2 separate regions of the Homo sapiens genome follow, and region 1 is linked to region 2. The links are chromatin contacts, found by Hi-C or POLR2A ChIA-PET in ENCODE. All regions are on one chromosome and are shown on one strand. Each heading gives the region's core, a stretch centred on a gene start or an enhancer-like site at or near the end of the contact. The rest is flanking DNA. Distances are from core to core; before and after follow the strand shown. Region 1 overlaps ARHGAP10 (Rho GTPase activating protein 10). Region 2 overlaps ARHGAP10 (Rho GTPase activating protein 10).

Region 1 (4,657 bases), core at 961-3,460, 110 kb before region 2:
AGCATACCCTCAGTTTCTCAGTACAAACAGATCAGCATTGTCTTCATTTAATTAAGGCTTTTCATACAACACACAAATGAAAAATACTTTTCAAACATCTTTTTATAAAGAAAGCTTTCACTTCCTTACATTCTGAATGTTGATCTGTAGTTCCATTTTGTAGTGATTGAAGTCTTTGGCAAGTTCATGGCCCTGATGATAGAAGGTAAACATCCCCTGAAAAAATGACAGCATCTAAGACACAGGAAGAAAAGAGATATTAGCACAAAAAAACTCAGGAGAAAAAAAGAATCATATAAACAACCAAGTGTTCCCCCCGCCATCTCACTGTTATTCCACTGAAATAAACTGATTAAAGGGAAGTCACTAATATTCAAGTAAACACAAGTACATATTATCTATTAATTGGTCTTTATAGAAAATGATGCTTTTTTCCCTTAAATATCACAGCCATTAGACAGCTTATATGGCATGTTCTGCAGGAAAAATTGAATTATTAAGTCATCCATTTGTCCTCTTTAGTCAGGAGAATCCCAATATTTGTAATTGAAATCTTATCACTATAGGTTGACACAATCTTTAAGAAAGTAAAATCACAGAATCAAAGAGCTCCAGGCTCTCCCCAGCCACATCCAGCAGACTGCAACCCCTGTGTTTTGTTGACAAAGATATTCCATGACTTGCCAGGGGCAGCCTCAAACCCGTAATTAAACCTTTACTTTCCTACCAACTCCCAACCTGTCTCTGAATTAGAGGGCTGTTGCCTCTGCTCCACATGTAAGTCAATAAATCTAGAAGTAAAAAGAAGTGATCTGGGGAGACAGTTAAGGAAATCTTGAGATTCATTTTCTTCCAAATGCCACACCGTGGGTGGTTAGGAATCTGGGGCTCTGACACCCAGCAGGCTCCATTCCCAACGTCAGCCATGACCTGTTATGGGACCTTAGGCAAATTACTCAGCCTTTCTCTACTTCTATTTCCTTATCTCCTCATTGAGTTATAGTGTGGAATAATGAGTTCGGTACAACACTTAGAACAATGGCTTGAACAGAGACTGAGCATTATAAATGCCCAATAAAAGCAGGCCATTATTATTATTTCACATTAAAAAGAAAGCTTTGAGGAGGTTGAGTTTTTCTCTAATGGTTTAGGTTAATGACTATCGCTCCAACTAAACCATAGCTCCACAAATGCTCATTTTTAATCATTACTTGGTTATTCTTGTTTCTATAAACCATACTCACAATGAGTAAATTGTATACTGTGTGAATATTATCTTAATAAAGCTGTTTAAGAAAAAGAAACCATTCAATAAGTCGATATTAAAATTAAAATGAATCCTGAGAATGAGATCCAGTGTTTTTTTGCTGAAATCCACATGAAATATCCTTTACATTATGATATATACATTCATGTGCATACATCTTCATATATAAACAACTGAAGCTACTAGAAAACATCTATATAATCACAAACAAAAATCATGTGTTTCTAATATAAGTAAAAAGAAATGTTAGAGTAACTCACAAAATTGTCTCAAATGTTCCATATCCTGCTTCTAAACTTAGATTGCCATAAGCATTGTGAATTGTGTTTGAAGTCATGTTACAAACGATTGTTTAAAGTACCAAAGTTTGAACCGGTATAAACAACCCATGTTCACTCATTCTAGTATAAATTATTTCAGAGAAATTTTTAAAAGATAGAGCTATAGGCTAAGGTGGCAGAAATTGCACATGGTTGCCTTCCTTGAGATCATGTAGCAATGGGAATATTACGTGTATTATCAGTGCAAATACAGCTGAGAACCACTGATTTAGAGGCAATTCCTTGACTTCATGGCTATCTGTGTCTGCCCTTTTTAATATGTCTCTTTCATGTTTATGCACTATGGCCTCTAGTAACTATAAACCATAAATCAGATCTAGGAAAATAAATACTTATCTTACATTGCAAAAATCCACCAGCAAACAACTTGGCAATACTCACAGGTTCCACAAACTCAAACTTCTTTCTTTCTTGGATTTCCTGCAGCTTACACACATACTCGAGAGACAGTTCATAGAAGTGTTGCCGGTTCTGCTCTACTTGGATATCTGCCTATGTTAAAATCACAGAGGTTAGTCAAACTGGAGATGGTGAAAAGTGAAACGCTACATCAGAGGTCATCACACTGTGGTCCATGGGCCAAAATACGGTGTGCTGCCTGATTTTGTAAATAAAGTATTGCAACACAGGTACGACAATTCATTTATGTATTGTCTGCAGCTACTTTCCTGCTGCAACAGCAGAATTGAGCAGGTGCAACAGGAACTTTATGGTCCACAGAAGTCTAAAATATTTACTATCAGTTTCTTTGCAGAAAAAGCTTGTGACTCCTACTCTGTTTGTTGAAGTTGACCCCCAAGAACTGAAGATCAAAGGGACTTCTCTTCTTGAAAAACTCACCCCAACCACAACTGATGCCCCAAGGCTGAACCACATGCAATCACAATCAACAAACATTTCGATGAACAAATCCTCTAGGAATAAAGTCTGCCTGAGAAAGGGCCCAGCACCTCAGCGCTCAGGGAGTGATGGCGGCAAGTGAGAAGGAGCCAGCCATGGCAGCATCTCAAGAACCCGGCTCTCAAAGGCGGGCCAGGGCTGGACGCCCATCTGCGGCCCTCAGAACGTCTGATCCCCTGGGAGAGAAGGGGGCACCAGCTGGTCAGGACGCTATTCCAAAAAAAGCTTCCAGCTTAGCTTGCCTAACTAGAAAGGAACTGGGAGAAGAGCAGGACTCCACAGAGAATAGTGGAGAGAGAACTCATGTCCAAGAAACCATTCTTACTAGGTATCATGTGATATTTTTCCTAACTTAGCTAATTTTACTCTTAAAAATATTTATCTGGGCATTTCTCCAGAGAGGATATACAAAAGGCCAATAAGCATGTGAAAAGACACTCAACATCGCTCATCATTAGGATGCAAATCAAACTCACAAGGAGATGCCACCTCACACTCACTAGGGTGGCTACTGTACAAAAAAGAAAAGTAGTGGTGTTGGTGAGGATGTCAAGAAACTGAAACCCTTGTGCATCATTAGTGGGAATGCAAGATGGTACAAGCACTGTGAAAAATAGTGCTTTAAGTAAAATAATATTGAAACATAACGTGTTACTAAGCTAACATGAACATTTCTACCTAACACTCCTCAAAATCATATTTTTGTGGCTTCATTAACCAGAATTCAATAGTTCAGCCACCAGCAGTTAACAGGCACAACTCCCAGCAAAAAATTAAAATAAATTTTTCCCTCAAATGAAAAATAGTATTACCACATGACCCAGCAATTCTACAGCTGGGCATATACCCAAAAGAACTGAAAGCAGAGACTCGAACAGATATGTGTACACCCCTGTTCATAGCAGCAGGGGGCAAAGTGACCCCAATGCCCATGGATGGATGGATGAGTAAATAAAATGTAGCCAATCCATATGTATAACAGAATATTATTCAGCCTTAGACAGGAAGGAAATTCTGATACATACTACAACATGGATAAACCTTGAGGACATCAGGCTAAGTGAAATAAACTAGTCACAAAGGGACAGATACTATATGATCCCACTCACATGAGACACCTAGAGTAGTTAAATTCATAGAAACTGAAAGCAGAACGACGGCTGCCAGGAGCTGGAGCAGGGGAGAATGGAGAGTTATTGTTAATAGGTACAGAGCTGCAGTCTGGGAAGATTTTTTAAAAAGCCCTGGAGATGCATGGTGGTGACAGTTGCAAAACAATGTGAATGTACTTAATACCACTGGGCCATAGACTTTAAAATAAAATCATACATTTTATTGAAATTTTATTCACGTTTTATAACCAAAAATGTGTTGTTTTTGAAAAGCATTTAACACATTTGAAACACATTTCAAAATGTAATAAAAACCATTTCAGCAAATACTTTAATATATATTACTAAGCTAAAATGAGAATTTCTACCTAACACTCATCTGAATCATATTTTTGTGCCTCCAATAACCAGAGTTTGATAGTTCAGCCATCAGCAGTTAGTTGGCACATCTCCCAGCAAAAACACTGTAATTTTGTTGACTATTTAATAAAGACATAAGAAGGGTGATTTCCTCATTTGTTATTACTGCAAAGGCTCTTGAAGAAATTTATACCAGCATCAGATTTATCAATTTGATTTTATCTTTTAGTAAATTCTCTCTCCTGGTTGTTCTTGCTACTGTAATTACCCTTGCATTACCAGTCAACCTCTATCACCACCCCCTTAATGTTCTGAAAATCCAGAACTGTTGTGCCACATGCTCTGTGATTAAATCACCAGAATCCCTGGGATTACTGGCAATGATGGCAGCAGCGGCCAGTCTGGAGCAGCCGCTGTGAGGACACCAGCTGCAGAGGGCAAAGTGCAGCCAGGGCTGCGCACTCCATGGTGCCCGCGGGGGCCAGAAACAGGCAGGAGCCCCAACTTCTACAGAGTTATCAGGGCAGGAGCCCCATGCTCCCAGACACAGCTGCAGCCGTGCAGCCACAGCTCTGGACCAGGGCATCCCTGTGCTCTTGGGGGCCGGCGAAGGCCCACTGCCCCACCAGCAGGCTCAAGAAGTGCCTGCTCCTGCTCCCTGGCCTCTCCCGGCTCCC
Region 2 (4,252 bases), core at 529-3,028:
ATTACTGATGCATTGCTCCTCAACACATATGTGAAATAATACAAAACAAGGACAAAATACACAGCAAACAGCCACAGAGGCTGACTCATAATGCACTACACACACACACCCACAACCACTCACACACACCCACACCCCACCTTCTTTCGTGATAGTCCAGCTTCTAAAAGAGCCAAATAGAAAAATATCACCTACACTATATAAGGGCAAGAGAAGGACAAGAGGCAGTATCTATTTAACTGTGTTTATAAGAGCAAAAGTACAGCTACTTCCTAAAATATTCCAGCAGCTCGCCAAAGAAAAGGCCAATGATGTTAGTGTTTTCCAAAACAGCCCTCTCTTTCTTCTTGATAACATGGAACTGGTATTTTTTTTTCTTTCCCTTTTTTTGAGACGGAGTTTCACTCTTGTTGCCCAGGCTGGAGTGCAATGGCGTGATCTCGGCTCACCGCAACCTCCGCCTCCTGAGTTCAAGCGATTCTCCTGCCTCAGCCTCCCGAGTAGCTAGGGTCCCTTCCTGTTTACAAACAGTCAGATGGAACAAAACACCTTGCAGTTTTCTAGAATGAATTAACTGGGAAGAAATGCCATGAACACAGAACGCCCAGACTGAGTTGATCACAAAAGACTGGTTATGTAAGAGAAAATTTAACAAGTAAAAATAAGTAAAAATTTTAATGAGAACAAAATGATATTTTTGTTCTTAAAATAACAAAAACTTCAAATGTTACATCTTTGGTTTTACTTAAATAATAAGTTTGCTTTTATTATATCCTTATTGTTTGGAATGTTTTTAAAGCAGTCATTTTGAAAGAATTTTTTTTTTTTTTTGAGACGGAGTTTCACTCTTGTCGCCCAGACTGTAGTGCAACTGCGCAGTCTCGGTTCACTGCAACCTCCATTTCCTGGGTTCAAGCAATTCTCCTGCCTCAGCCTCTCAAGTAGCTGGGACTATAGGCGTCCGCTAATTTTTGCATTTTTTAGTAGAGACAGGGTTTCACCATGTTGGTCAGGCTGGTCTCGAGCTCCTGACCTCAGGTGATCCAGCCGCCTCCACCTCCCAAAGTGCTGGGATTACAGACGTGAGCTACCACGCCCAGCCGGATTTTAATATTTCTTCAGGGACTTCATTATAATTCTAACAGAAGAATGTACAACTTATGTAGCAAAATCATTTATATTTGTCTTTTTCCTGTTATTTTGCTTTATGTTAAACAAATTCAGTGCTAATGCACATGTGTAACAGTAAAATTTCACCCAAATTCTCTAGCTGGTGAAAGACAAAAAAAAAAATTGAATACAATTACATTCAGTATGTTGAATATAAACTATCATCAAGGAAAGACAACAGAAATTCATCCAAAGGAACTAAATTTCTAACAACCCCCACTGAGCTTTTCTTTCTATCTGGAGGCAGTTTGGGGCCCTCAGTAGTTTTGAACACTATCCCAACTGTGCCCCAGAACACTGACTCCTTTCTAAGCCTGTCTTAACGTTCTGAAGTTTCATCAACTCAACTAAGGCCAAAACAGCTTTCTAGCCCCTTTCACCTCCTGTGCATCAAAGTACTCAGCAGGAATTTGCAAGAGGAACTACAATAGCAACAAATGGTATGGAGTTACTTACAAAAGGCATCGTATGCCTTATGTAAATGACACCTGGAAACAGAACAAGAATTAAAGGCCCTGAATTCCCTCAACTTGCATCTGCTTCTTAGCTTAACCTAAATAAACATTCTAGACTTCTGGGACTTCCAACTCAAACATTCCAGGAGCCAGATGGGTACTGACTCAGTGCCTATGAGCAAGGCACTGTTCTAGACACTGCTGGAGGACGAAAGACAGACACTGCCCTCAGTAAGCCAGGAGTTTACTGGAACCTGGAACACAGGCAAGGTGAGGGGTATCAAAGTTTTTAGGAACGTTAGGTCTTTCTTAGAACGAGTAGTAGCAGATGAATGGAAGCCCCAAACTATGAAATAATGTCACATCATCTTTGCTCAATTTGTTAATCTCTCTAACCACAAATTAAGCATCAAGAGGAAGGACTCTCATACATGTGGAATTATTAAACGGTGCAGCCTCAATACTCTCTCACTCTCATCCCAATGTAAATTTTCAACATTCATGAATACGTGAGCATCATGAAAATAGTTTCGAAAGGGGAAAAAAATCATTCTCTCAAATATAATTTTCTCATTTACTGGTTCATTTCCTTAATTACTTGTTCACTGCAAACAAACATAAGAAAATTGACTTCAGGCCAGGGGCAGTGGCTCACGCCTGTAATCCCAGCACTCTGGGAGGCTGAGGCAGGCAGATCACCTGAGGTCAGGAGTTCAAGACCAACCTGGCCAACATGGTGAAACTCCATCTCCACTAAAAAAAAAAAAAAACCAAAAAATTAGCCAGGTACGGTGGTGCACACCTATAGCCCCAGCTACTCAGGAGGCTGAGGCAGGAGAATCGCTTGAACCCAGGAGGCAGAGGTTGTAGTGAGCCGAGATCACATCACTGTACTCCAGCCTGGACAACAGACTGTGTCTCAAAAAAAAAAAAGAAAAGAAAAGAAAATTGACTTCAGAGTAAACTCAACACTAGAAATGAGCTTCCTGAACTGACAGGACAGAGCAGATATATCTAAGTGGCCGCTGCAGGCATGTTTCATGTTTCCTTATCTATGGTGTAAGAAGGTTGGACATTCCTTCCAGCTCCAACACAGCAGTCAGGAGACGAGTTTTATTTCCAGCTTTCCATACGCAAATTGAGGTTTACTAAATTCAGTATTTACTGGCTAAACTCTGAAATGTTTTAAAACTGACTACAGTGTCTTCACTGATACTATTACTTTGCCATATGACTTTGGACAAAATTCTTAACCTTCTGGGTAGCAGGCTCCTCATAGGTGAATCTGGAGAAAATTTACTTCAGATTAAATACATTGAGAATACCATCACCAAAGAGAATAAAAATACTTCTAAAAATAAAAGGAATGGCTATTATTTGGGAAGAAAATAAAATGGCAACACAGGCATGAGATAAGCAGCAAATTTAATCAAAGGCCCAGATCAGCATTAATAGTAAAGCAGGCCAGGTGCGGCAGCTCACGCCTGTAATCCCGGCACTTTGGGAGGCCAAGGTGGGAGGATCACTTGAGGTCAGGAATTTGAGACCAGCCTGGCCAACATGGCAAAACTCCGTCTCTACTAAAATACAGAAATCAGCCAGGCATGGCGGCGCACACCTGTAATTCCAGCTACTCGGGAGGCTGAGGCACAAGAATCACTTGAGCCCAGGAGGTGGAGGTTGCAGTGAGCCAAGATCACGCCAGCCTAAGCAACAAATGAGACCCCGTCACCAAAAAAAAAAAAAAGATCAAACTGTGAGTACAGATTAAACCTGTGTACCCTCTATTAAATCATTAACAGTAACATTACTTTTTAAAGTCTGCTTTGTTTAAAAGCAAACAATAGCGTTTTTTTCAATTTTTTGTAATGCAAATAAAATAGCACAGCCACTATTCCAGATTATATGAAAATGACTTCCTTTCCTATAACTTTTAATAGCTTAAAGGAAGTTTCTATCACTTGATAGAAAATTTTTAATTTCCCGAAAGTAAGCTTTGCAGACATTACAACCCCACGACTTTACACAAGATAACACCCCAAATCAGATCTGTGAAATACTGTATCAATGACAATAATGCATGCTCTTCTATAATACTAAAGGCTTGGCCAGGCGTTGTGGCTCATGCCTGTAATTCCAGCACTTTGGGAGGCCAAGGCAGGCAGATCATGAGGTTAGGAGATCAAGACCATCCTGGCCAATATGGTGAAACCCTGTCTCTACTAAAAATACAAAATTAGCTGGGTGTGGTGGCGCACGCCTATAGTCCTAGCTACTCAGGAGGCTGAGGCAGGAGAATTGCTTGAACCTGGGAGTCAGAGGTGGCAGTGAGTCGAGATCATGCCACTGCACTCCAACCTGATGGCAGAGCAACACTCCATCTTAAAAAAAAAAAAAAAAAAAAACTAAAGGCTTCAGAAAGTGTATAACTTGCAGGAGCCTCAGCTACCTAGATGAGTACCCTCGGGCAAATGTCAACCTCTCTAAACCCACGTTCTTAAATTGCAAAATGGCAATTATTACGAGATTAACTATCAGAGGACTGCTGTGAGAAATGCTAACTCCTGTGAAAACACTGGGCACAGTCTCTGAAACACAAGTGCTCCAAAAAAAGCAAAAAAAGGCCA

Evidence for each region. A loop is a pair of places that touch in the nucleus more often than their neighbours do. ChIA-PET counts read pairs that join two places held with the same protein, here RNA polymerase II (POLR2A). Pooled maps may share reads with other maps.
Region 1: a pooled map shows a loop between it and region 2 (4-fold over the local background). The contact joins two enhancer-like sites. A Hi-C loop is called at or near these places in 1 of 168 maps with a recorded cell type or tissue (mesothelial cell of epicardium), 2 of 37 single-sample maps with no recorded cell type and 4 of 50 pooled maps. POLR2A ChIA-PET finds 5 or more read pairs at or near these places in 3 of 52 experiments (A673, T-cell and activated T-cell).

Annotation. Positions count from the first base shown.
Region 1 is chr4:147,862,289-147,866,945 of GRCh38, reverse strand. It overlaps ARHGAP10 (Rho GTPase activating protein 10), which reads right to left. Exons shown (of 23, transcript NM_024605.4): 6 at 1,990-2,100; 7 at 130-234. Among named protein-coding and RNA genes, the nearest start is that of MIR4799, 82 kb to the right of the region's middle. RefSeq lists silencers at 1-18, 1-41 and an enhancer at 1-148. Within about 2 kb of position 2,210, at least 6 of the 41 ENCODE cell types and tissues checked have a DNase peak (open chromatin) inside an H3K27ac peak, as active enhancers do.
Region 2 is chr4:147,751,662-147,755,913 of GRCh38, reverse strand. The region is part of intron 1 of ARHGAP10 (Rho GTPase activating protein 10); the gene reads right to left. Among named protein-coding and RNA genes, the nearest start is that of ARHGAP10, 22 kb to the right of the region's middle. Within about 2 kb of position 1,778, at least 4 of the 41 ENCODE cell types and tissues checked have a DNase peak (open chromatin) inside an H3K27ac peak, as active enhancers do.